2 separate regions of the Homo sapiens genome follow, and region 2 is linked to region 1. Evidence: chromatin loops called from intact Hi-C (ENCODE). Cell type or tissue: IMR-90. All regions are shown on one strand. Links, peaks and the distances in the headings refer to the core of each region. The heading gives the core; the rest is flanking DNA. Region 1 has its middle 11 kb from the start of WASHC4. Region 2 overlaps CHST11 (carbohydrate sulfotransferase 11).

Region 1 (11,319 bases), core at 8,520-11,019:
CACGGCACTCAGGGTTTCCTCTCACGGCTTTGGAGCGCCCCCCTCCCTCTGTCTCTGTTCAGGGGAGGTTCTTCTTTCTTCTCCCTTCTTTCTTGCCTATTAAAGTCTCCACTCCTTAAAACTACTCCACGTGTGTCCGTGTCGTTTTATCCAATTCGGCGTGAGACAAGAGCCCTGGTGTTCTTCACTCATCAGAGCCATATTAATGTATATCATGAGAAACATCCACGAAACCAAAAGTTGGTTCTTTGAAAAGGCTTATAAAATTGGTACACATTTGGTGAGATTAATAAAGAAAAAATAAAGAGAAATAACAAATATCAACAACAGAGAATTGGACAGTAGTACAGATCACATAGACATTAAAAACATAAAAAGAGGCTGGGTGCAGTGGCTCACATCTGTAATCTCAGCACTTTGGGAAGCTGAGGTGGGAGGCTTTCCTGAAGCTAGGAGTTTGACACCAGCCTGGGCAACATAGAGAGACCTGGTATCTATTAATTTTTTTTTTTAATTAGCCAAGTGTCACGGCACACACCTGCAGTCATATCTACTTGGGAGGCTGAGTTGGGAGGATTGCTTGAGCCCAGAAGTTACAGTGAGCCATGATCATGCTGCTGCACTCTAGCCTGGGCAGCAAAGGGAGACCCTGTCATTAAAAAAAAAAAAAAAAAAAAAAAAGCATAAGAGACTTCTCTTTCAGCTATGACAAAGTCCTTTGCAGCAGATTAATACTCATATGAAGAACAACTAGTACATCTAGCTAAAATTTTTTGGCATATCTACTTGAAGGCATCAGAAAGCTGAAATGGCAGTCAAGACTCTACGTACCGATGTCCCAGAGGAAAAAGCAGCTCACTAAGTTGAATCCAATATTTTGCATTCTGCTTTCCTCTTCAGCATTTACAAATGCTTGGTTTGGGGTGAGAAGCCAGGCATAAAGAAGATGCTAGAGACACCAGCAGTTTTCAGCAATCTAACGGGATGGAGAAGATAAAAACTGGAGTTTGAGCTGCCAGGAATTTAGGAGCCAAGATCTTGGAGATAAGAGATGTAGAAGTGTACTCAGTTCATGATAACTGTTTTTAGCTAGAAGTACTTGCTGATTCTAGAGGTGCATGGGATTAGAGGCTATTAAACCAAGCAGAAATGACCGAAAAGCACAGCAGAGTTTTCTGTACCATGAAATTGGAATTCAGCATCTGCCAAGAAGGAAGAAGTCCAGTAAACACCACAAGCTCTCAGCTGATACTCTTCAATGACATTACCCTAGGAAAGGGTGCAAACTAGAGATAGTACAACTATTGTAAGACTGCAGCCTAGCCTCACATGCTCTCAGCCCTGATTGGAATGAGCTGATCTGCCTGACTTTAGTTGCCTGCCAAAGAATAGGATCAATCCTGTCTGGAGAAAAATAACATCATCCAGAAAGCCTGCAATTGTTCATTCACTCTCCTGCATTCAATTATAACTGACCAGGTAATACAGGAGTTATTAAGAAATAATTCTTAGGCAACTAGAAAGGGTGAAAGTTCTCAGTGGAATTTTCCTTTAATAAAAAGCGGCCCCAAGCCACTTCTTCTTTAACAGAAAGCAGCCTGAGAAGCTTTTATATGTAAATGTCGGCAGCTGTACCTGAAACCCGGGTACATTCAATATGGGGTCTCCCGCCCTCTTTTCCTTATGACCGCCTTTGCTGGCATTAAAGCAGCCTTCAGGTAAAACCACGTATACAGGTATGATGGCTGCCGCCAGGAGGAGGCTGCATTTGCATAAAAAAAGACTAGGATGGGAGGGACAGTCTTTTCGCTGGCTACGTAAATGACACACCTGGTCAAACCAATCTCCTGTGCCCGATGTAAATCAATCACCGCCTCCTCAAGCCTCCGTACAAAACAGATTGCGTTCTGCCCCAAACTGGAGTCCCTTTGGGGCAATCCGCTTTCTCAGCATGAGGAAGCCTTTTTTCTCTCTCTTCTTGTCTATTAAACTTTCCGCTCCTAAACCCACTCCTTGTGTGTGTCCATGTTTTGAATTCTTTCTCGGCTGTGACAAAGAACCAGGGGATATACTCCAGACAATGGAGCCATTTCACCGGGACATCAAGAAAAATGAGCAAAAGAAATAAACAGTGCCACATGAACAGTGCTAAACTAGGTAGAAATAACCACTCTCATTTTCATGTTATCACCAGTAATCTGTGCAATAATGCGATAATATGTTGCTCCATGCCTGACTCCACCAAGCTGTGTGTCAAATTTAAGGACAATTGTTCACTAAGTAATGTTTGAGCATTTGTCATGTGCTGGGCACTGTAGTAGATGCTAGATGTAGAGAGATGAACAAGGCAGATGCTTTGTCATGATGTGAGCCTGAAGCTGCCGAGGAATACCATAGGAACCTAAAGAATGTAGCCCAAACTGTAGAAGACACAGAAAAGAAACAGTAAAAATCCAAACAGTGATGGCTGGGCGCAGTAGCTCATGCCTGTAAACCCAGCACTTTGGGAGGCCGAGGCGGGCGGATCACCTGAGGTCGGGAGTTTGAGATCAGCCTGACCAACGTGGAGAAACCCCGTCTCTACTAAAAATACAAAATTAGCCAGGCATGGTGGCACACGCCTGTAATCCCAGCTACTAGGGAGGCTGAGGCAGGAGAATCGCTTGAACCTGGGAGGCGGAGGTTGCGATGAGCTGAGATCACGCCATTGCACTCAGGCCTGGGCAACAAGAGCGAAACTCCCTATCAAAAAAAAAATTAATAAAATAAAAATAAAAAAATAATAAAAAAAATTCAAACAGTGGGCATCATTTGAATTCTGAAGCCAGATGCACACAAAGGCCAACCCCACACTAGATGTTTTAAAATTGACATTCAGTAAAAATGACTTTACTGTTGGTATACAATTCTATGAGTATTAACACATGTATATACTTGTGTAGGGAATACCACAGTCAAAATATCAATAGTTGCATTACTCACCTTCTGAAAAAAGTCCTTGCCCTATCCCTTTGTTGTGATATCCATTAACCACCTCTTTGCCCTGATAAACACTGATATGTTCTCTATGACTGTAGTTTGAATGTAGTTGTCAAATCAACGGAAACACAATAGTATGTAACTTTTAGAGCCTGGTTTCTTTCACTCAGCATGATGTCCATGAGATTTGTGCAAATATTTAGCGTTTTCCATGGAGTTTACGATGCTTCTGTTACTGATTTCTAATATAATTTCATGGTAGTGAGAGAATATAACTATATTTCAATCCCTTTAACTTTATTGGGATTTATTTTATGGCCTACCACAAGGCCTATCTTACTGAATAGTCCCTGTACTCTTGAAAAAAATGTGTATTTTGCTGTTGTTGGATGGAGTGTTTTGTAAACATCAATTAAGACATGTTGGTGAAAATATTGTTTAATTCTTCTATATACGTCTACATTCTGTCTACTTGTTATATCAAATACTGAAAGAGGAATGTTGAAGTCTCAAACTATAATTGTAAATTCATCTATTTTTTCTTCTTTCTATACTGTCAGAATTTGTTTCATATATTTTAAAGTTCTGTTATTGAGAGCATATATATTTAGGATTGTAATGTCTTCTTGATGAATTAATCACTTTGACATTGTGAAATGTCTCTATTTATTTGAGATAATATTCTTTGTTCCAAACTCTAATTTGTATGATGTTAATATGGCCACCAGCCACTTCAGCTTTTTTTTTTTTTTTTTTTTTTTTTTTTAGACGGAGTGCAATGGCAAGACCTCGGCTCACCACAACCTCTGCCTCCTGGGTTCAAGCGATTCTCCTGCCTCAGCCTCCCGAGTAGCTGGGATTGCAGGCATGCGCCACCATCCCTGGCTAATTTTGTATTTTTAGTAGAGATGGGGTTTCTCCATGTTGGTTAGGCTGGTCTCGAACTCCCGACCTCAGGTGATCCGCCCACCTTGGCCTCCCAAAGTGCTGGTATTACAGGTGTGACCCACCGCGCCTGGCCCTCCAGCTTTCTTATGATTAGAGTTATCATGGTATATCATTCCCTATCCCTTTGTTGCATAAAATCTGTGTCTTTATATTTAAAGCATATTGCTGGATCTTCTTTTTTCACCCAGTCTATCTCTGCATTCTTTTTTTATTTTGAATTTCTGTGGGTACATAGGTAGGTGTATGTATTTATGGGGTACACGAGATATTCTGATACAGAGATACAATGCATAATAATCACATCAGATGGCCAGGCACTGTGGTGCATGCCTGTAATCCCAGCTACTCCGGAGGCTGAGGCAGGAGAATCACTTGAACCTGTGAGGCAGAGGTTGGGGTGAGCTGAGATCACGCCATTGCACTGCAGCTGGGGCAGCAAGAGCAAACTCCATTTCAAAATAATAATAATAATAAATAAATAATAATCACATCAGGGTAAATGGGGTATCCATCACCTCAAGCATTTATTCTTTGTATAGTTGGATTGTTTGTATCCAACTATACTCTCTTAGTTATTTTTATTGGTAGAACTGTGATGATGACCCCGAGCCACAAAATTGGCAAGTTTTTATCAGGGATTTTAAAAGGGGAGGGGGTGTATGAACAGGGAGTAGGTCACAAGGATCACATGCTTCAAAGGGCAATAAGATCACAAGGCAAAGGCAAAATTAGAATTACTGATGAGGGTCTATGTCCTGCTGTGCATGTATTGTCTTGATAAACATCTTAACAGGAAACAGGGTTCGAGAGCAGAGAACTGGTCTGACTAGAATTTGCCAGGCTGGAATTTCCCAATGCTTTATGCCTCAGTAAGCCTGAGGGTACTGCAGGACACCAGGGTGTATTTCAGTCCTTATTGAACGACACTCCCAGAGCGGCCGTTTATAGACCTCCCCCCAGGAATGCATTCCTTCCCCACCGTATCAATTATTAATATTCCTTGCTGGGAAAAGAATTCAGTGATATCTCTCCTACTCACATGTCTGTTTATAGGCTCTCTGCAAGAAGAAAAATATGGCTCTATTCTGCCCAACCCCACAGGCAGTCAGAACCTTATGGTTGTCTTCCCTTGTTCCCTTAAAATTGCTGTTATTCTGTTCTTTTTCAGGGTGCACTGATTTCATACTGTTCAAACACACATGTTTTACAATCAATTTGTACAATAGTGGTCCTGAGGTGATGCACATTCTCAGCTTATGAAGATAATGGGATTAAGAGATTAAAGACAGACATAAGAAATTATAAGAGTATTATTAGGAAAGTGATAAATGTCCATGAAATCTTCACAATTTATGTTCAGAGATTGCAGTAAAGACAGGCATAAGAAATTATAAAACTATTAATTCTAATACTTTTATAGTATTAGAACTAATAAATGTCCATGAAATCTTTACAATTTATGTTCTTCTGCCTTGGCTCCAGCCGGTCCCTCCGTTTGGGGTCCCTGACTTCCCGCAACAGTTTTTAGCCATCTTAACATGATGTGAGTATGGTGTGTGTGTGTGTGTGTGTGTGTGTGTGTGTGTGTGTCTTGCTTGGGGTTATTGAGAGTTTAAGATATATAAGTTTATTATTTGCTTCATATGTGCCAACATTTTGGTCATTGTTTCTTAAACATTTTCCTGTCCTTCCTTTTCTGGGTCCTCAACTATATGTACATTATAGCACTTGATATTGTCCCAAAGTTATCTGAGATTTTCTTAATTTCTTTCTTTTTTTTCTCTCTCTTGAGTTTAGATTGTTCCTATTGGTATTTCTTCACATTTATTGACAGTTTCTTCCTTGTGCCTACTCTGCTATTAATCTCATTCCATAAATCTTTCATTATCATTTCTAAAAGTTTTGTTTGGCTCTTTTTTTTTTTGGCTCTTTTTTATATCTTACATTTCTTTCCTCATTGTGTTCATATTTACTTTTCTTTTTTGAGATGGAGTCTTGCTCTCTTGCCCAGACTGGAGTGTAATGGCACGATCTCGGCTCACAGCAACCTCTATCTCCCAGGTTAAGTGATTCTCCCTCCTTAGCCTCCTGAATAGCTGGGGTTACAGGCACCTGCCATCGTGCCCAGCTAATTTTTGTATTTTTGTAGACATGGGGTTTCACCATGTTGGCCAGGCTGGTCTTGAACTCCTGACCTCAGCTGATCGGTCTGCCTCGGCCTCCCAAAGCATTGGGATTACAGGTGTGAGCCACCATACTCAGCCCATGTTTTCCTTTAAGAACTAAAACAGGCTGGGCACAGTGGCTCACATCTAAAACTCCAGCATTTTGGGAGGCAGAGGCAGGCAGATCACTTGAAGCCAGGGGTTCAAGACCAGCCTGGCCATCATAGCAAAACCCTGTCTCTACTAAAAGTACAAAAAAAATAGCTGGGTGCAGTGGCATGCACCTGTAATACTAACTACTCAGGAGGCTGAGGCAGGAGAATCGCTTGAGCCTGGGAGATGGAGGTTGCAGTGAGCTGAGATTGCACCCACTGCACTCCAGACTGGGCAACAGAGTGAGACTCTGTCTCAAAAAAAGAAAAAAAATTAAAACATAATTTTATCTTATTTTATTTTTTTCAGTTAAAACTTTTTATATTTTAATAGCTTTTGGGGTACAAGTGGTTTTTGGTTACATGGATGAGTTGTATGGTGGTGAAGTCTGAGATTTTACTGCACCTGTCTCCCTAGTAGTATATGTTGTATCCAATATATAGTTTTTATATCTCCCCACTCTCCCCCTTCTGAGTCTCCATAGTTCATTATATCACTTTGTGCATATATGGCCTTTGTGCATCCATAGCTTAGCTCTTGCTTATAAGTGAGAACATAAGATATTGGGTTTTCCATTCCTGAGCTATTTCACTTAGAATAATGGCCTCCAGCTCCATCCAAGTTGCTGCAAAAGACATATTTAGTTCTTTTTATGGCTGAGTCATATTCCATGGTGTATGTATATCACATTTTCTTTATTCACTCATTGGTCGATGGGCACTTAGGTTGGTTCCATGTCTTTGCAATTGTGAATTGTGCTGCAACAAACACATGCGTGCAGATGACTTTTTAACATAACTTATTTTCCTTTGGGCAGATACCCAGGAATGAGATTGCTGAATCGAATGGTAGATCTACTTTTAGTTTTTTAGGAAATCTCCATACTGTTTTCCATAGAGGTTGTACTAATTTACATTCCCACCAGCAGTGTATAAGCATTCCCTTTTCTCCACATCCACACCACCATCTGTTGTTTTTTGACTTTTTAATAATGGCCATTCTTGTAGGAGTAAGGTGGTATCTTATTGTCGTTTTAATTTGCATTTCCCTGATCAGTGATGTTGAGCATTTTTCACGTTTGTTGGCCATTCATATATCTTCTTTTGAGAAATGTCTGTTCATGTCATTTGACCATTTTTTTGATAGGATTATTTGCTTTTTCTCGCTGCTCTGTTTGAGTTCCTTGTAGATTCTGGATATTAGTCCTTTGTCAGATGCATAGTTTGCAAATATTTTTTCCCATTCAGCAGATTTTCTGTAAAACATGATTTTAATGCTGTTTTCACATTTTCATCTGCAAATTTCACCATTCCCATTATTTCTCCTCCCTCCCTCCCTCTCTCTCTCCCTTTCTTTCTTTCCTTCTTTCTTTCTTTCTTCCTCTGAGACAGGGTCTCACTCTGTCATCCAGGCTGGAGCGCAGTGGTGCAATCTTGGCTCACTGGAGCCTTGACCTCCTGGGCTCCAGTTCCCATCTCAGTCTCCCCAGTAGCTGAGACTACAGGAACATGCCATCATTCCCAGCTAATTTTTGTATTTTTTGTAGGGACAGCATTTCGCCATGTTGCCCTGGCTGGTTCGAACACCTGAGCTCAAGCAATCTGCCCACCTTGGCCTCTCAAAGTGCTGGGATTACAGAAGTGAGCCACCATGCCTGGCCATTCCTATCCTTTCTATGTCTATTACATGATTTTCCACTTGGTTATAGATCACATTCTCTTGCTTCTTTGTATGTCTCATAATTTTTAATTGGATATTTGAGTCTTACACTGTTGAGTGCCTAGATTTTGTTATCTTCTTATAAAGCTTTTGGTTAAAACTGTACATTGTATGTAACATATTGTGGCCACTCTGGATTCTATTTTTTTCTTCAGATAATTATTTGACTGGCATTTTTTGTTGTTTGTTTCTTTGAGCCAAGTTCTTTCTCTGTCACCCAGGCTAGAGTGCAGTGGCAGGAGCATGGCTCACTGCAGCTTTGACCTCCTGGATTGAAGCAATTCTCCTGCCTCAGTCTTCTATGTAGCTAGGATCACAGGTGCATACCACCACACCTGGCTACCTGGCTAATTTTTAAAATTTTTTTGTAGAGACGGGGTCTCATTTTGTTGCCCAGTCTGGTCTTTGACTCCTGGGCTCAAGTGATCTTCCCACCTCTGCTCCCAAAGTGCTGAGATTACTGGTGTGAACCACCATGCCTGTTTGACTATTTGTTTTTAAATGAAGTAAACTTGCCCTGACTCCCTGTCTCCTTAGTAGAGTGAAGCAGTTTATATTCTGCTTCGTTCTTAGTTTAGTGAAGGATTTGGCCAGTGTTTATACTTAGATTGCGGGGGTTACACCCATCTGCAGTTGCCCTAATTATCAGTCTTTCCTTCTAAATTCTAAACTGCTTTGGCAGCTCTACTTCTATTCGCTGTTACCTCAAATAAGTCTTCAGCTTTCTGCTACCCAAGGTGTACCTCTGTTGGGAAATATATGCATTCAAAAGAGCAGCAAACTCATACACTTCACTGAGTGCAGTTCTGCTTTTCAGGGACTCCTGTTATTTCATCAGGCTGTCTGTATTTTAGTGGTCAGTCAGTGATTTGGGCAGAGTTTACACCCAGATTTTGGATCTCACACATTTTGTAGGTCACTCCCCAAACTGATGACCTCTTCTAACAAACCCTGTACTCAGTTTGCTGACAGTTTGAGCAAGTAAGCCTGCAGTGCTGAGCTTCAGTGGTGAGGGACACCATCAGACAAAAAGCCACAAACTCATAATTCTTATCAGTTGCTGAACAAATTCTCCTGTGGTTTTTACCTGCTTTTATTGTTTTAGATTTTTAAAAAGTCATTTTTAGATATTTTGGCCACTTTTCTTAGTTATTAACTGTAGATGGGTTCACTTGACCACTTTATGCTACCTCCATTATTAGAAGTGTCCTTATCAATTATTTTGACATGAAGATTTTCAAAAATGTCTATGCTTTTAAAAGTAGACTATTTCAACCTACTTTACATAACTTATATAGCAAAACTTTTTTTTCGAGACAGAGTCTCGCTCTGTCCCCAGGCTGGAGTACAATGGCACAATCTTGACTCACTGCAACCTCCGTCTCCCAGGTTCAAGTGATTTTCCTGCTTCAGCCTCCTGAGTAGCTGGGACTACAGGCACGCACCACCACGCCCAGCTAATTTTTGTATTTTTAGTAGAGATGGGGTTTCACCATGTTGGCCAGGATGGTCTCAAACTCTTGACCTCATGATCCACCAGCCTCGGCCTCCCAAAGTGCTGGGATTATAGGCATGAGCTACTGCGTCAAGCCAGCAAAAAATTTTTTTATATTATTTTGCTTTTAGAGTTCAGATAAATCAGCAAACTTCCTACCTTTCCTTCCTTCCTCTTTCTCCTTCTTTCCTTCTTTCTTTCTCTTTTCTTTTTCTTTCTTTCCTTTTTTCTTTTTCTCCTTCCTTCCTCTCTTTCCTTCCTTTTCCTTCCTTCCTCTTTCTTCTTTCGTTCTTTCTTTCTTTCTTTTTTTCCTCTTTTTTTCTTTTTTTTTTCTTTTTTTGACAGGGTCTCACTCTGTTGCCGAGGGTAGAGTACACTGGTGCAATCACAGCTCACTGCATCCTTGAACTCCTGAGCTCGAGCGATCCTCCCGCCTCAGCCTCCTAAGTAGCTGGGGCTATAGGTGCATGCCACCACACCCAGCTAATTAAAACAAATTTTTTTAGAGACCAAGTCTCATTATGTTGCCCAGACTGTTCTTGAACTCCTGGGCTCAAGCTACCCTTTCATTTTAGCTTTCCAAACTGCTAGGATTACAGGAGTGAGTCACCATGCCCAGCTGACAAACTTTTTCTTAAAGGGCCAAGTGACAAATATTTTAGGCTTGTGGGCCATATGATTGCTGCTATAACTACCCAACTGCCATTTTAGTGTGAAGCAGCCATAGATGAAACACAAATGTAAATTATGTTTAATGTAAAATATGTAAATTAATGGGCATGGCTGTAGTCTGATATTTTATTTACAAAAGTAAGTAAAGTTTTACTTTATTTACTGATCTGCTGTCTGTACTTTGCTGACCCCTAAGTTAAAACATCTGAAAAATTTCACTTACCAGACAATTGGGCTCTTTGAAGAGTTTTGGTCACTGTGACATACCAAACAGAGAAAGTCCTGATTAAATACTGGTTGAAGAAATGAACAACTAAAAAAGCCATTTATTACATGATTTCTTTTATCTTTAGATTCCTTAACAAACAGTGCCATCTGTTGAAGAACTATTAGGAAATACTTTTCCTGTAAACTGAGTATTTACTACAGAGCACTTGAAAAAAATGACAATTATTGGTTCACTCATTCAACAAATACATGTTTATCATCTATGTACCTAGCATTATACTTGGCACTGAACTGTATCAAAGAGATAAGGTTTAGATGTTTATAGAGCATACAGACAAGTGGGAGACTATATTATTGTAAGCACAATTGGAAGCTGCTGGGGTAGTATTTCCTGCACCCCATCACATACATACATACATACATACATACATACATACATATATATATATATCACATTTTAAAAAATCCATTCATTCCTCTATGGACATTTGGACTGCTTCTGCCTCTTGGCTATTGTGATTAATGCTGCAGTGAATATGAGTGTGCAAATATCTCCTTGAGATCCTGCTTTCCATGTTTCTTGTTTGTTTTTTTGAGACAGAGTTTCGCTCTTGTTGCCCAGGCTGCAGTGCAATGGCGTGGTCTCCAATCACTGCAACTTCTGCCTCCTAGGTTCAAGCAATTTTCCTGCCTCAGTCTCCCGAGTAGCTGGAATTACAGGTGTGTACCACCACACCTGGCTAATTTTTCCATTTTAAGTAGAGACGGGATTTCACCATGTTGGCCAGGCTGGTCTCAAACTCCTGACCTCAACTGATCCACCCACCTTGGCCTCCCAAAGTGCTGGAATTACAGGCATGAGCCACCATGCCCAGCCTGTTTTTAGATATATACCCAGGAGAGGGATTGTTGGATCATACTGTAATTCTATGTTTGGTTTTTAAGGAACCTCCATACTGT
Region 2 (16,600 bases), core at 6,564-9,063, 420 kb before region 1:
CATTTCCTCCTTTCCTCATCTGAAGAATAGAGTTTTCAGTACCAGTTTTGCGTGACTGTTGAGAGCACAAAATGAAGTAATGTGTGGAAAGTGCCTGGTCCTAATTGGCTCTCAAAAATGGGAGCCATTATTCTCGCAATGATTACTTTTCAATTATTTTTAATGTTCCTGTAATAACAAACAGAGCCCAGTGTCTTGGCCTGGTCAGAGGGAACAAAAGTCTTAGCATGCAGGTCGAGGGGTCCCCATGGCCTCCAAAAAGCAGAAAAACAACAAAACCTGGTTCTAACTAGCTAGAACTGGACTCAGTTAGGAACAAAAGGGTTATTCAGCTGACCAGAGGATGGGCGAGGAACAGAAGGGGAAGGTGAGTGGAGATTAGCTTGTCAAACAGTATTTTCTTGTGAATGCTGCAGATCAAGGCAGTCTTTTGTGACAGCATTTATATTAAAAGAGGCCCAAGATATTTATAGCCCCTATTGGAGCCTAGAGCCTAAATAGCAACTCTGTTTGATCAGCCTTTCACAGGTCATGTGATGTTTCTCCTTCAGGGTGTCCATTTGAAAGTGGGAGAAACCACTAGGAATTTGGGGGGAATAGAGCAGAGAGAGAGAGGTAGGGAAATTTGGTCCATTTGCAGATTCACGGAAGTTCAAATGTGGCGCATAGCTGCGCACAGCTTCCCCTCCTCCTTGGGTACCATGTTGCCAAGACGGGCGGTTAGAGATTCAATGGCAGAGGGCTAGATGATTCTGTTTCCAAGGGGCCCTGCTTGCCTTCCAGCCCCACCTCATATCACCCTGTCCCTCAGTTGCTGTTCCAGCCTCTTGGCCCACATTCCTCAAACATGTCAAACAGGTTCCACCAAAGGACTTGCATATTTGCTGTTCCCACTCCTGGAACATACTTCCCTGAGATCTTTCTGTGGTTGGTGCCTTCTCATCAAGTCTCAGATGAAATATCACCTCCTTTGAGAGGCCTTCTCCAACCTTCCAGGCACTGCTTCTTGCATTGCCTTGTTTTATTGTCTTCATAGCACTTGTCACCATCAGAAGTGATCTTGCTCATTAATTTGTCTGGTGTCTCTCTCATCACCTCTAGAATTTAACCTTACATTTAACTTTTATTGCTGGATATCTCTATTGGCCTATCTTAGGGCCCAATGGAGAAAGAAAAATGTTCTAATAACATATTGTAAAGGTTTGCCTAGAAAGGTATATCCTTCCCCAACATTTCCATTCACTGAAAGAAAACACCTTATTTGTCTGGTGTCTCTCTCACCACCTCTGGAATGGAACTTCTAGGGGAACAGGGACATTGGCTCTTATTGACTGCCATAACCCCAGAGTGAGACATTGCCTAACAAATGAAGGGCATTTATGAAAATACTTGCTAACATGCTGCGCTTATTATGGGCCACATCCTGTTCTAAATGTTTTGCATGATTTAATTCATTTAGTCTTCTCAACTAATCCATTTTACAGATGAGGAAATGGAGGCATAGTTTAATAAATGAAAAACATCAAATGAATTAGACTATTCAGGTATACTGGAGGTATTACTGAATTGATTCAGCAATTGTATCAGTTATCCGTTGCTACAGTAATTCTGCATAACAAAACACCCTATTTCTTCATGCTTGTTAAGGCTGCCAAGGAATGAAAGGACAAGGTTTTTATTTTTCTTCACGGTGGGGGAGATAAAAACCACATTTTATATTTTCAGAGAGTGACAATGAGCATTAATTGAGCATCTACTGTGCGTCAGGCTCTCGGTTACGTTTGGAATTAAATACTCAAAACAGTCCTCAGGAGTGTGGCATTGACCCCATTTCATTCAGTTTGTGAAACAGACTGAGAGGTAAAGTCACGTACTCTAGCTCACACAGTCTTAGGGTTATTTTAATTTCTCCCGCTCTAGCTCACACAGTCTCGCCGCTATTTTTATCTCTCCTGAGATTCTCCAGACAAAACCAGCTCGTAAGAGGGCACCCATGATGTCGTTGGTACTCAGTAGACATTAGCTGAATGAAGGAGGAGGAAAGGCCACCAACCGACCTGTGAGGGTGGATGTTCCTATCTTCGTAGTACTCAGATGAGGAAACTGGAATTTAGAGAGATTCAGTCCAAGGTCACCTGGCTAGTAAATGATCAAGTCAAGATTCCAACCCAGAAAGTTCCATTTCCAGAAGCCAGTGCTATCTGAGGGAAGTAGAATTTAGCAGTGAGGACTTCAGGACCCCAAATGCCTTCTCCACAGTTTACAGCCCCCACCGGCCAGGAGAGAGGCGAAGGGAGACCGAGGGCATATACGTTTGTCTGTAAACCCGTTGGGAGGGTACCCACCGAGGCCTGGAACCAATTCAGGCCCCGGAGCCTCCGCGTCCTGCTCCATATCCCCCTGAGCCGCAGTCTCCCTTGAGCAGAACTCTGGAGTCAGATCTTCTTCTTTGACCTCCGCCCCGTGTGTGGTTTGAGAAGGAAGAGTTGGGAATGGAGAGAGCCCTCATGCGAAGTCATTTGCTGATGAGACCCCAGCAGCTGGTGAGGGGGGCCAGGCCTGTGTGGATTTTGAGTGGGATTTGTGGCCTGAACATACTGGGGCCGCCGAGCCCCAGCTGCAGGGACAGCCAGCACTATCACCTGCCCTGCAGAGAGCAGGCATCTTTCTTTCCCTTTTGGAAACTGCCATGTGTAATTCATGGTAGAGCACAGAGAAAGACGCAATGGAGCCCCGCCCCATGGAAAATCCTAATTAGCTCCCCACAGGGCTGCCAGAATCATGGCAGGCTCCTCACAGCATCTCTGACTCTTGTCAAAGGGTGGCGGCCCTGACTGTCCAGAGGAAGAGGCCTCCCCACAACAAAACCCCTCTGGTTTGTTTTTGTTGTTGGTTTGTTTTTTTACTGCCCCAGGAATCAGGGTTATCTGCTGGACCACCTTATAATTTGCAAAGCCCCACCAACTGGTCTGCTTTCTTTAGAGTGACTTGAACCTCTGAGCATTCATCGACTCACCAAGCATCAACTGGACTCCTGCTGTGTGCAGGGGTTTTGGGCTAGGCCCCAGGGATACAGCAGTGCATAAGGCTGTGTAATCCTTGTTCTCAAGGGGCATACTTTCTGGTTGAGAGGACGCAGGTGATAGCAAATAGATATATAAGAAGATACAAGGTAGTAATAGCATGAGTGAGCCAGTGGGTGTTGCTCTTAAGCCACGCTCTTGCCTCTCAACACTGGAGTGACATGCAAATGCCATGGGGACATCTCAGGGACATACTGAGGCAGAGAGAAGAGCAAGTGCAAGGGCACCACAGCAGATGCAAGCCTGGTGGCTGGAAGAAGCAAACACAAAGGCTGTGCAAGGAAACCCTGATGAATGTGGGGATGGGGACGGACATGTGGCCAGGCAGGCACACAGGGGCCAATCTGCGGGGCCTGGTCAGACCACAGAAGTAAGGATGTTCTGCTAGGAAGCACCATTGCTTTTGCCTACTGGGCAGAAGTGCAGAAGTGTGGAGCCTCCCACTGGTGTCCTGTCATTCGAGGGTTTATTTCTGCTTATTGGGTCAGTGATTCAGCTCCTGCACCTGCTCCATGTGGGAAGGAAATGCTGTGCACTCAGTAAAGTCAGTTCCTCTCAATCCCTCCTCCTCTGGTATGTGCCCACCCAAACCACGTTTGAAATCATCAGGTCACCCTGACTTTTAACTTATACCACACTCCCCCGGGTTCTCACGTGCAAGCAAAGCTTGACTAGCTGGGCCCACATCTTTGAGTGCCCCGCCCCCCTGTTCCTGCTGTGAGTGAAGGGTTCAGGTGAAGAAGGCATAGATGTTAGGGGCAGACAGATCTTAGGTTTGAATCTCAGTCTTGCCACTTAATGGCTGTGTGGTCTTGGACAAGTCTCTTAAAGTCTCTGGACCTCAATAACACTGGGGATAATAATATCTACTTCAAAGGGTTGTTGTGAGGATGAATTGAGATAATAAATGAAGACATCTAGTGCAAGGCAAGTGCTTGATCAGTTTAAAGGTTCTCTCTTCTTGCAGTCTCTTACCAGCCTGTTGTGGAGTACCTGGAAGGAAAGGTACAACACTTCTCTAGTAACACATCACTGGGTGGCAGTGAGTACAGCTGGGCTGTCTAATGACTTTGTAATGAGTAACTTCATGCATTACCATCTAAATGATAGGATACATAGAAATAGATCATCAATAAAAAGGAATGCAGTACTGATACATGCTACATGGATGAACCTCAAAAACATTATGCTAAGTGAAAGAAATTACTCACAAAAGACCGCATATGATATGATTCTATTAATGTGAAAGTTCCAGAATGGATAAATCTATAGAGACAGAAACTAGATTAGTGGTTGCATAGGGCTTAGAAAGGGCATAGACAGAATCTTTTGGGGGTGATAAATATATTCTAAAATTAGGTTACAGCGATGATTGCACAACTCTGTAAATACATGAAAAACCACTAAATCGTGCATTTTAAATGGATGAATTTTATGGTACATAAATTATATCTCAAGCTGCTTTTTAAAAAAGAGATATAGTTTCATTACTTTCAGAAATAATACAAAGTTTAAAATGACATGCTAAGCCTGGGCAACATGGCAAAACCCCTTCTCTACAGAAAAAAATAAAATTAGCCAGGTGTGGTAGCATGCACCCGTAGTCCCAGTTGCTACTTGGGAGACAATTGAAGTCTGTTTTTCAGTCTGATAGGTCTAGAAACACTCATATACCTCTTTTTTCTTTTTGTCTGTTTTGCTTTTTTTTTTTTTTTTTTTTTTTGAGATGGAGTCTCGCTCTGTCGCCCAGGCTGGAGTGCAGTGGTGCGATCTCGGCTCCCTGCGAGCTCTGCCTCCCAGGTTCACGCCATTCTCCTGCCTCAGCCTCCCGAGTAGATGGGACTACAGGCACCCGCCACCACACCCGGCTAATTTTTTTTTGTATCTTTAGTAGAGACGGGGTTTCACCGTTTTAGCCAAGATGGTCTCGATCTCCTGACCTCGTGTTCCACCTGCCTCGGCCTCCCAAAGTGCTGGGATTACAGGCGTGAGCCACCGCGCCTGGCCTGTTTTGGTTTTTTAAAAAAGACACTGGCATAATATTTTGACAAATGCCGAAATAATATAATGTGGGATTGGGCTCTACTGGAAGTATATATGTTGTACAGCACTGGGAACAGCAAATTCCATCAGGGAGGGACAAAGTGAGGGAACAAGAGTATCAGGAAAGTTTTCTAAAGGAGGTTGCATCTGAGCATGCCGTTGAGGAATAAAAGTGTTCATCTGTCTGGCCAACCGCCACAAACTGAGTAGAGGCAGCAGCACACAAAAGAAAAGATCAGTAATATTCTATAAGCTTTGACCTGCCTGAAGAAACAGCAGCAGCATTTGTTATGGTTGTATTTTAGTTGTGTCCTTGGTGACAAGCAAACCCTCCCTGGCCATCGGACACAAGTGGATCATTGATATCAGTTGACTCCTGGTTACCCCAGTTTTGGTAACACCTGTAATGTCTTGGCCTGGATCTTGGTAGTGAAAGATTTCATCTCTCTGGTGTTTATGGTCTTGTTTTTCACCAAACTGACATTGGGAGAATCTGAGACAGACTAGAGATAGCAATGGTATCCTCCATATGGCATTAGGATTTCACCTGTATGATGTGTTTCTCCTGTGAAGCCACCTCATTGGGAAATAAATTCTGCCCCATGGCAACCGATGTTCAATCCCAGTGACAGCAGCATAGCCCGGCAGAAAGCACTGAGAATCAGGTTCCAGATTTCAACACTGCTCCTGGCCTTAATGAGCCAGCTACCGTAACCGTAGCCACCGATCACCAAGTACCAACCCTGTGTCCAGCCCCACCTGACTCTCTGTCCTTCTTCTCCAGACTTGTCTAATAGGGGTAAACTGTACTTATCTTCACGGGAGTGTTATGCATTCAAAGACAAAAGTGAAGCCACTTTAAAAGATGTACAAACCTCAAAAGGGAAACTAACCTTTGCAGGAAGGAAGAAAGTGTTGAAATGGCAAAAGGGGGCGGGGTCTTGAGCAGGAGGTGGAATGGAGTATGATTGGGCAGGGGGAGAATGTCACCAATGAGCAGGGTTTGACACTTTCAGGCCCAGTATCCACCTGCTCAGTGCGAGACAACCCAGCAGTCAGACAAAACTAAGGCAGAGGCTTCAGCAAAGCTGGACACATGCTAGCTCCCCACCCCAAAACAGAGAGAGAGGGAAAGAGAAATCATTTATATTTATAAAAATCATCAATGTAGTCATCATAGGACCAGTAAGAAATGAGGCCGGGCTTATACTTACTTTATGGTTTCACCTTATTTTCACTTCGAATCACATTTTGGAGGTGGCCCTATGGTTTTGTTAGGGTTTCAGACCTCTAAAGGTCTAAATCCAGCTGTGGCTACACTGAACAATTTTCCTGTAGTGGTTGGGAGCAACTTTGTGGGGTTGAAATATGGTATTCAGAAATATGGATAGATTTTCCCAGGAAATAGTAAGATATGAGATTCCCCTTTCAGCCACCCCAGAACTGATCACTCTCATGGGGCAGATCTTTGATTTGCCGACACCAGATTACCCACCTGCAAAGGAAAATTTTTAAAAATCATGCTTTGAACATTTTTCTTTGACATTTGAATTGTATCAATTGTTACATCCCTTGGGCGCATTGCCGGGCAGTGAGTAGATGCCAAGAACATCTACCAGGATGAATGAAGGAATCTGTCGGTGAATAAATGAATGTGGGAGTGAATGCATGCATTCACATCTATGGGAAAATTCACTATGATTAGATTCACCTCTGAACTCAGTTCCATCATGCTAGCATCTGTTAGCCAAGTAACCTAAGCTAGAGAGGCCTGGAGTCCTACCAATTCAGTGGATTAGAAGGGCAGAGAGGTGAAAGAATGTTCCCTTAATGCTTAGCACTTGACTGTAAGTGCACACTGCTGGCAGAATAGTCAGCAGTGGAAATGAGGGAGGAGCGAGGAGATGCGGCAGAACTAGCAGCGGGGCAGAGCTCCAGATCCCCAAGATGGTGGCATTATTTATGAGAAAGGACTCCTCTTGCAAAACTGTGCGTAGACGCATGGGTGTGGCTCTTCCCCCAAAGGACTGGCTTTCCTTTCCTTCCTTCTTGAAGGATTACAGAATAAATAGGAATTGGTACAAAATGTGGATGGATGGATGGATGGATGGATGGATGGATGGATGGATGGATGGATAGATGGGTGAGTGAGTGGATGGATAGATGGACAGATAGGTGGATGGATGAGAGGACATCTACACAGGGTGGTGAAAAGAGCATTGGCCTTGAATGGCAGAGCTACTCAGCTTCTTTGAGCCCAACTCTATCATCTGTAAAAAGGGGATGGTACACCCTGCCCCTCCATGGCTCCAAAGGCTATTAGAAAGCTCAAACTGAAAGCCAAGACACCTTTGTTTTGTTTGATATGGTTTGGTTTGGTTTGGTTTGGTTTTGTTAGAGACGGAGTCTCACTCTGTTACCCAGGCTGGAGTGCAGTAGCGCGATCTCAGCTGACTGCAACCTCTGCCTCCCAGGTTCAAGTGATTCTCCTGCCTCAGCTTCACAAGTAGCTGGGATTACAGGCATGCACTACCATGCCTGGCTAATTTTTTGTATTTTTAGTAGAGACAGGGTTTCACCATGTTGACCAGTCTAGTCTCGAACTCCTGACCTCAAGTGGTCTGCCCGCCTCGGCCTCCCAAAGTGCTGGGATTACAGGCATGAGCCACCACCACACCCAGCCCCAAAACACCTTTGTTCAGTCAAGGTGCTCTGCAGCTATAAGGAATTATTTTCTATGCAACCTCTTCCCTCCAAAGACTGCCTCTAATCCCCCATGCTGCAAATATATTATGATTAAAGTGCAAGAGTAAGTCAAAATCTTAGTAAACTCTATGATCACTTTGGCATTCCTCCAACAAACTCTGCATGGATTTTGTTCCTCCTCTCAGCTCCCAAGCAATTTTTCTTACATTGGAGGTTGCCAAGATTTTATGGCTATTTGGTTATCTTATCCATCCAGATGGTTAGCATTAATTTATGCTGAAGTAAATCTGCAAAACCTCATCTGTCTCATTGCTCCAGAAGCATTAGGTGTAAGGCCTAAAAAAATCTTAATATATAGCCTCCTGAGAGGGCTGAGGTGCGATGTTACTGCATGCTTTTTATTCAATTTGGCTTGAAATTCTGCTCTTCTATCCCTTGATATTTATATATAAGCAAATTAGGTTGTTTGGTATAAGAAACCTAAACTTATTTTATGACTTTTAATGCAGATGCTCATCTCAAGTTACACAGGTGCTTTTTATTGAGAAAAGTTATACCATGATTTATACCAATGATAAATTTTGAACACCTTTTCTCCATTTTTGAATATTCATCATTAAGACATAATGTATGGGTTGGCGACCAGGGATTCAAATACTCATTAAATGTGTGACCTCAGGCAAGTCTCTCAGCCTAGTTGAGCTCCATTTCCATCACCTAGATGAACACTTGCCTGTAGGACTACTGTGAGGATTATATGTTTAATGTATGTGGGGTGCTTGGCACATAATAGCACTTAATAAATGCTATTAGGGACTATTCTTGTTATGGTTGAGCCGGTGAAGAATTTTGTGTGAGAGATTGTGTCTGGACTTTCATTTGGAGCAAGTTAGGTCAAAATAACAGCTCCTGGCACTGCTGGTGCTGAACATGTGTTCTCTGCCTATTCCCTTGCTGAGACATGAATTATTAATATTTTATGCCATTTATTCCTGTGCTATTTGGGGACTTCTCTGGCAGACTCTGGTGTTTTCTGATGGTTCCAGAAATTCGTGCAAAACATTTCTATAGGCTGGGCACAGTGGCTTACACCAATAATCACAACACTTTAGGAGTTCAAAGTGGGAGGACCACTTGAGGCCAGGAGTTTGAGACCAGCCTAGGCAGCCTTAGTGAGACCCTCATCTCTACGAAAACATTTTTAAAAAATTAGCTGGGCATGGTGGTGCATACCCGTAGTCCTAGCTACTCAGAAGCCTGAGGCAGGAGAATCGCTGGAGCCCGAGTTTGGAGGCTATAGTGAACTATGGTCCCACCACTGCACTTCAACGTGATCACAAAGGGAGAACTCACCTCTTAAAAAAAAAAAAAAAAAGACAACATAGTGATTCATAGGGTTGACCTGACTTTTCCTAGGAGTCTAATGGACAGCTGCTTAGCCGCTGATCCAGCGCTTGGCTGACTGATTCCAGGTGCCAGAATGTGGGACAGCTGTGCTCTGAGAGAGAGTCCTCTGCTCACTCAGGTGCAGAAGACAGTAAAGACTAGAAAGTTGGTTGATGATTGCTGGAATAAAGGATGAGAAACTTGAATCTGGTACTAGGCCCACACAAATTCAGTTACTATGTGTCACTTCCTGTTGGCTATTTATTTAAAATTGTAGGACTTCTGGACAAGATTTGCAACTGTGGCTGCTACTGTATCAAAAGTTACAAAGTAACTGCTAAGTAGAGCCTTTAGTTTGTTGTTGTTCTGGTTTATTTTATTTATTTGTTTTGTTTGTTTGGTTGGAGACGGAGTTTCATTCTTGTTGCCCAGGCTGGAGTGCAGTGGCGCGATCTCAGCTCACCGTAACCTCCGCCTCCCAGGCTCAAGCAATTCTCCTGCCTCAGCCTCCCAAGTAGCTGGGACTACAGGCACCCGCCACCACGCCTGGCTAATTTTTTTGTATTTAGCAGAAGCAGGGTTTCACCACGTTGGTCAGGCTGGTCTCAAACTCCTGACCTCAGGTGATCCACCCACCTCAGCCTCCCAAAGTGCTGGGATTACAGGTGTGAGCCACCACACCTGGCCATTCTTGTTTCTTTTTGTTTTGTTTTAAAATTGTATATTTTGGATCAGTTTGCATCTCTCTCTCTCTACAGGGATTGGTTTGAGCATTGTGCAGGTCCCAACTGCCAAGGCTCATGGTCCTTCTGTATAGATGCCACAAACCTACAGTTAACACAGCAACCTTTCTGGCCTTGCCAAGTGCTAAGAGTGGTTGCAATAGGGCCTAGGATTCAGAAGTTGCACTGGGCAGTCAGCAGGGCCCATGCCCCTCACCAGCTCTTCTGGAACTATTTTGTTTTTTTAGCATCCAAGTGCTTTACACCTTGTTCTCATTTGGGTGGTCAAGCCAAGGGTTGTTGACTGAATTCGTAAAAGCACCTTACACATCAGAGGCACTAAGTAAATGTGTATAAATCCTGGACAATACAGCAATAGTGATGGTTAATAACAATGGTTCTCATTTATTGAGCACTTACTATGTACCACACACCATGTGAAGCGCTTTACCTGAGTTATCTCATCTCACCGTCCAACCACTGCATTAAGTAGATGCTGCAGTAGCCCTTATTTTACAGATGAAGAAAGAGGCCAAAGAGCTTAAGAATTTGCCCATAGTCATAGCTGGGAAGCCAGAGGCAAGGATTTGATTCCAGGGTAGTCTTTAGACAAAGACCTGGGCAGTGAGGAGGTACTTCCCAAAGACCTGGGCAGTGAGGAGGTTCTGGGAAGTGAGGAGGTACTACGAGTTGAAATGAGAAGATAGATGTCAAGGCCAGTTTAGCTCAAGATTCTTTTTTAAAGAAATGGCCTTTCCTGCCTAGAATGATCCTGTTTCAAACAGCGGCCCCCGCCCCCCCCAAAATTTTTTTTTCCCTTTGCAGCTTTGGATTTTAGTAACACCAACAATATTTCCTGGAGAAATACTCCAGATGCAGTTTTCTGGTACAAGGGAAGCTGTTTTCATACCGTACCAGCATTTCACAGTTTAATGCCGTTGGGTGAGGGTGGCGGTTGTTATTCTGTGTTTCCTGCTCTCAGCCAGTGTGTGGTTCACACTTGAATTTGGCAACAGTGTGGTTGTGTTTTCTGTGCATCACTTCCCTGCATGGCATCAGATGGGCCTTCTGATTCTTAGAAAACGCAAAGATGTGGTCATTTGTGTGGCTGGAAATTGGCATCCCTGTGTGCGCGTTAAGAACGCCAGGCTGTTGCAGCAGAGGAAAACAATAGGGACCATTTTAAAATGAGATACAAGTGTTCAGGTGACTGTTGCTGTGGGATTTTAACTCTGGATGAATAGCTTGCTGTTAGGGTGGGTACTGACAGATTCCTGGAGCTCTTGTTCTGATCCTTGATCACAAATGCTTTCCGTCTAGATTGACAAGTTGAACCTTCACAGCAACCCTGTCTGGTGGGCGCCACTCCACCCATTTTATAGATGGGAAGACCGAGGCAAGGAGAAGTAACTCACCACTAGTCCCTGAGCCAGTAGGTGGTAAAATGAGATGTGGCCCCAGATAGCAAGGCTCAAGAGCCCCTGAGCCTACTGAACTATAGGGCTAGATTGACGTATTGGGAAGTCTTCTGAATAAATTGCTTCTTCCTCTCACTTGTTTTGCTAGAAACATAAATTAATGTTAAAACATCAACCTGAAACGTGTATTTAAAAACCTGTAAGATATTCTCAAGATAATCTTCAGAAATATGTGAAAAATAAAATGTTAAGGATCCTTAAGGATGTTCACACAGGTATTATTTCTAATAACAAAAAATTGGAACTAGACAGTAACCAAAATAGGGGTGTGGTTAAGTATATTCTGTCACAGCCATATAAGGAAAATGTATAGAGCCCTTAAGATGATGTTGTAGCATAAAGTTTATGGACATGGGAAGATGTCAGTTACAAGCCATTGCTACTGGGCATGGTGATGAGCCTGCAGGCCCAGCTCCTCAGGAGGTTGAGGCAGGAGGATGGCTTGAGCCCAGGAGTTCGAGACCAGCCTGGGCAAGAAGGGGCAAGAAGGAGCAAGAGGAGGAGGTGAAGGAGACAAGCTATTGTTAAATAAAAATAGTAGACTTTTTAATATAAGTATTATATGATACAATTCTTTCTATATACACACATTCGTGAAAGAACATTTCTAGGACAAATGTCAAAATATTAACAGTATTTCCTTTAGGTGTTATGGTCTATTGTGATGTTCTTCATTCTTTTGTGACTTTCTCATTTTCCTTCCAAGCTGCCTGCAATGAGTAAGGATTAGGAAAAGAAATTTTTAAGACCAAAATAAACCTTGGCCTCAGCCAGAATCCCTTCCTACCCAACCTGAAACCTCAGGGCCATAAATCGCCTGCTGCCTCCTCAGGTGGACATGCTTGCTTCCAATCGAAATACAGTGGAAGCTTTTTCCATGGCCAAGGATAGGCCCAATGGCTGTTCTATCCCATAGCAGGCAGACGCCTGAGACCCTCGTTTGTGTGTTATGCTCTGTTGAAGATGGGGCAGAACATACTTCCCAGCAGCTGTGAGGCTGAGACGAGGTGAGCAAGTCCTTTTGAATTCTCTTTCATGCATTCATTCAGCAACCTTGTATCATGCACTTACTATAATTACGTGATTAATCATTGCAACTACATTTATGTGATTCTTCTCCTTGCCAGGCACTGTGGTAGATGCTGCCTTATACCAGTGCCCAAGGCGGCTAGCATACCTGCCTGAAGTTAGAGACGGGGTTGGGGAGACAGCTGTCCTTTAACAATGGAGAGATTTGGACTGTCCTGGGAGAGACAGAGCCCTATGAAGACCATCATGGGAACATAGAGCCTAACACAGGCACTGTCTGCTTAACTAGACAGACAAGCCCAGTTCCCTCTCTCCTTCCCCCTCCCAATACTGTCCCCAGCTCTGCCCCTGGATGCTCTTCCCCATTCCCCTCTGCTGTGGTCTCTCCCCCGTCTCTTCCCTTTCCTCTTTCACAAAATGTCTGTGCATTTTTTTTTTACTTAAAACCACTACGCAAAAATCATAATTTAAGTCAAAACTGGGTCGATTCAACCCAGAGGGGATTTTGCATGACATTCTCAAGAATATTTTCAATTTGTCTAATATCAATTGTCTCCCCATTCAGGTGGGCTCACACTCTTGTGACGAAGGTGAAGATTTAAAAATAATTTATTCCCATGTAGCCACAGGAAATCAATTGAGCAGAGAAAGGATTGAGCAGAGCAAGCGAGATTTAGTTTTCATTAAAATAACACAGTACCTATAAATAAGGTGAGAATCCAGTTAATAGCTTTCTATTAAAGTGGAGTTGACGGAAAGAATTGCATTGGAAGGATTTTGTTTTGGGACTCCGTGAGGATTTAAACATTCCCTTCCTGTCTCTGGGTCTCTGTGCATTCTGAAGTTTGAATCATTTCATTTGTATTTCTCTTTTCAATTTGCTAAAAACTATTCTTAAAGTTGCATCCATTTGTCGCTTCTTGTTGGGTAGGAATAAAAGTCGATTTCTGATCCCCTCTTATATGAAAAATGGATGCATTAGGTCCAACATCTGAGGTCTTCCTCTGGCCAGTCATAAAACAATGACAAACAGGCTGCTTGAAAAGAGATACGAGACTGGGCGCGTTGGCTCATGCCTGTAATCCCAGCACTTTGGGAGGCCGAGGAGGGTGGATCACTTGAGCCCAAGAGTTCTAGACCGGCCTGGGCAACATGGTGAAACCCCATCTCTACATAAATAAATACAAAAATTAGCTGGGCATGGGGGCATACGCCTGTGGTCCCAGCTACTGGGAAGGCTGAGGTGGGAGGATCATCCAAGCTGGGAGGTTGAGGATGCAGTGAGCCAGGATTGCACCACTGCACTCCAGCCTGGGCAACAGAGTGAGACCCTGTCTCCAAAAATAAAAATAAAATAAAAGAGATATGAGCAAGAGAATAAAAACAGAGTGATCGGGGAATGTCAGACCAAAACAGGATTTTCACAAGTGCAGCTTACTCACTGTAGTTACTGCATATCAGAATCATCTTTGGCCAGCATCAAAGACTGGTCTTTTCTTGCCTGAAAGAATCCATTATTGGCTATGTTGAAAAAATTAGGTCATGTATAGACTCTTACCATCTTCTTTCCTCCCAACTCTCACCAGGTCTGGGGTCAAAGATGTGGGTTCTAGCCGCAGTCCTGTCCTCGAAGAACAGATGGCCTTAGACAGGTCTCCAGGTCCTCAGTTTCTCTACTAAGAAAATGTGCCAGTGCCCAATAAGGCACGGGAAGGGTTGGTTGGTTCAGCCCGTTCTGAACTGCCTTTCAGCTCTGGATGGGCTGTGAGGATGTGATGTTCTGTGTCCTGTTGTCTTTCACCAGGGAAGGGTGCCTAGAGAGGGCGTCAGGTGGGTGCTAAAGTGAGAGTTAGACTTCCAGTTCATCCACTGTTAGATGAGCACAAGCCAGCATTCCCCAAAGCATGCTACCCACACCAACCATTTTTCTCTTAATGGTGATGTGTCTATTTTAAAGAATACTGGGGGCGGGGGGGAAACCAGGCACATTAGAGGCACAATTTTTTTTTTTTTTTTTGAGATGGAGTCTCACTCTGTCGCTAGGCTGGAGTGCAGTGGTGTGATCTCGGCTCACTGCAACCTCCAACTCCCTGGTTCAAGCGATTCTCCTGCCTCAGCCTCCCAAGTAGCTGGGATTACAGGCATGCGCCACAGTGCCCAGCTAATTTTTTTTTATTCTTCATACAGTTGGGGTTTCACCATGTTGGCCAGGATGGTCTCGATCATCTGACCTCATGATCCGCCCGCCTCAGCCTCCTAAAGTGCTGGGATTATGGGCGTGAGCCACCGCCCCCAGCCTAGAGGCACAATTTAACACAGGTATTGTCACCTAAGGGCAGGACAAGGGACACCAGGCTTTGGCAACCAGCCTCATGCAGACCAGACGAATTCCGAGTGTGTGGCTTGGTACTTGGATGTGTGACAATGTGGTGAGTGACTGCTGTTTAGGAAGTCACTGCCTCAGGAAACCCTTTCTCTGCTAAGCTGCAGATTCTCTGCAGAGCAGTGCCACACTACAGACCAGACCTCAGCGTGTCTCCTTGTTTTGACTTTATCATCACTTTTAAATACATACAATTGAGAGCAAGATGATGAAGTCATTCAAGGATTGCATTTCTTCCTGAGTGGAGGACCTGGTTCTAGGCACAGCAACTTCCCCCAAAGCAGCTCCTGTTCACCGTCTCTGCAGTTTCACCCACAGAGCGAACCTCGGTCCGCAGTCCTCAGAGCGTGCAGCCCACGAGCACAGCTGCTCCGACGCATGCAGTGCTCCCTGGCCAGCTCATCCTCACTCTGAAGTCGGGCATTGTCCATCCAGACAATGTGTTTGACTGCCTACCACCTTCAAGACATTGCATTAGGAACCAGGGATTTGGCGTGACCGGCAAAAATAGCTAACACTTTCATAGCATTTGCAATTTGCCGAGTGATGTTTTCAGTGTTTTGCATATATTAACCCACTGAAGCCTTACAAACCTCTGAGGGAAACTGTTGTTATTTTACAGAGGAGAGAATTGAGACACAGAGGTTAAATAACTTACTGTATTAGCCTGCTCTGACAGGCATAATGAAACATCACAGACTGGGTGACTTAAACCAGGGGTCCCTAATGCCCCTGGCCACAGACCCGTACCAGTCCCTGGCCTTTTAGGAACCAGGCCCCACAGCAAGAGGTGAGTGGCAGGCGAGCAAGCATTACTGCCTGAGCTCCACCTCCTGTCATATCAGTGGCCTCATAAGATTCTCACAGGAGCACAAACCCTATTGTGAATTGCATATGCAAGGATCTAGGTTGCATGCTCCTTATGAGAATCTAATGCCTGATGATCTGAGGTGGAACAGTTTCATCCTGAAACCATCCAACCCCGCCCCTCCCACCCCCATCCATTAAAAAAAAAAAACAAAAAAAAAACTGTCTTCCATGAAACCAGTCCCTGGTACCAGAAAGGCTGGGACTGCTGACTTAAACCACAGAAATTTATTGTCTTACTGTCCTGGAGGCTGGAAGTCCAAGATCAAGGTGGCTGCAGGTTGGTTTCTCCTGAGGCTTCTCTCCTTGGCTTGCAGATGACTGTCTTGCTGCATCCTCACTTGGTTTTTCCTCCATACACACACATATCTTATGTCTCAATTTCCTCTTCTTATAAGGACATCAATCAGATTGGATCAGGCCCCGCCCCCCAAAGAACTCATTGTATCTTAATTACCTCTTTCCAAATCTTATCTCCAAGTACAGTTACATTCTGAAGTGCTGGGGGCTAAGACTTCAACATATAAATTTGAAGGGGTCACAGATCAGCGCAACACGCCCAGTGTGACACCACTGAAAAATGGAGGGCTGAGATTGGAACCCAGAGGCCATGCTCTTAAGCTACTATGCCATACCTAGGGTAGCAGTACTATATAATTTATCCTCCAAATTGGGACACTTTGAGAGGGAAGGATCGTCATTAATATTTGTGCTGGGTCAACAGGCATAAGATGAGGCTGTCTCAGGCACACCAGGATGTGTGGTCACTTAAATTACACAACTTCTTAACTCTGACAGAATGGTGCCTGCCCTTGTGGAGTCTACAGTCCACTGGATGGGAGACAAGAAAGTGGCAATGCTAATGCAGCATGCCAAGTGTCAGGACATGGGGGTTTTAAGGGA

What was found. A loop is a pair of places that touch in the nucleus more often than their neighbours do. Peaks named below come from ENCODE experiments on the same cell type or tissue, not always from the same donor. Only the 100,000 strongest peaks of a DNase experiment are listed, where the experiment ranks them.
Region 2: a loop joins it to region 1, with 10 times the contacts of the local background. A loop is called at or near these places in 3 of 110 quality-filtered maps.

Annotation. Positions count from the first base shown.
Region 1 is chr12:105,090,705-105,102,023 of GRCh38, forward strand. No RefSeq gene overlaps it. Among named protein-coding and RNA genes, the nearest start is that of WASHC4, 11 kb to the right of the region's middle. RefSeq lists an enhancer at 1,804-2,418. In IMR-90, for the core only: a CTCF peak has its summit at 10,506 (motif pointing left); a DNase peak (open chromatin) is centred at 10,057; H3K27ac peaks cover 178 bases.
Region 2 is chr12:104,677,043-104,693,642 of GRCh38, forward strand. The region is part of intron 2 of CHST11 (carbohydrate sulfotransferase 11); the gene reads left to right. Among named protein-coding and RNA genes, the nearest start is that of MIR3922, 94 kb to the left of the region's middle. RefSeq lists a silencer at 10,901-11,096 and an enhancer at 14,975-15,054. In IMR-90, for the core only: no CTCF peak of the experiment used is centred there; a DNase peak (open chromatin) is centred at 8,019.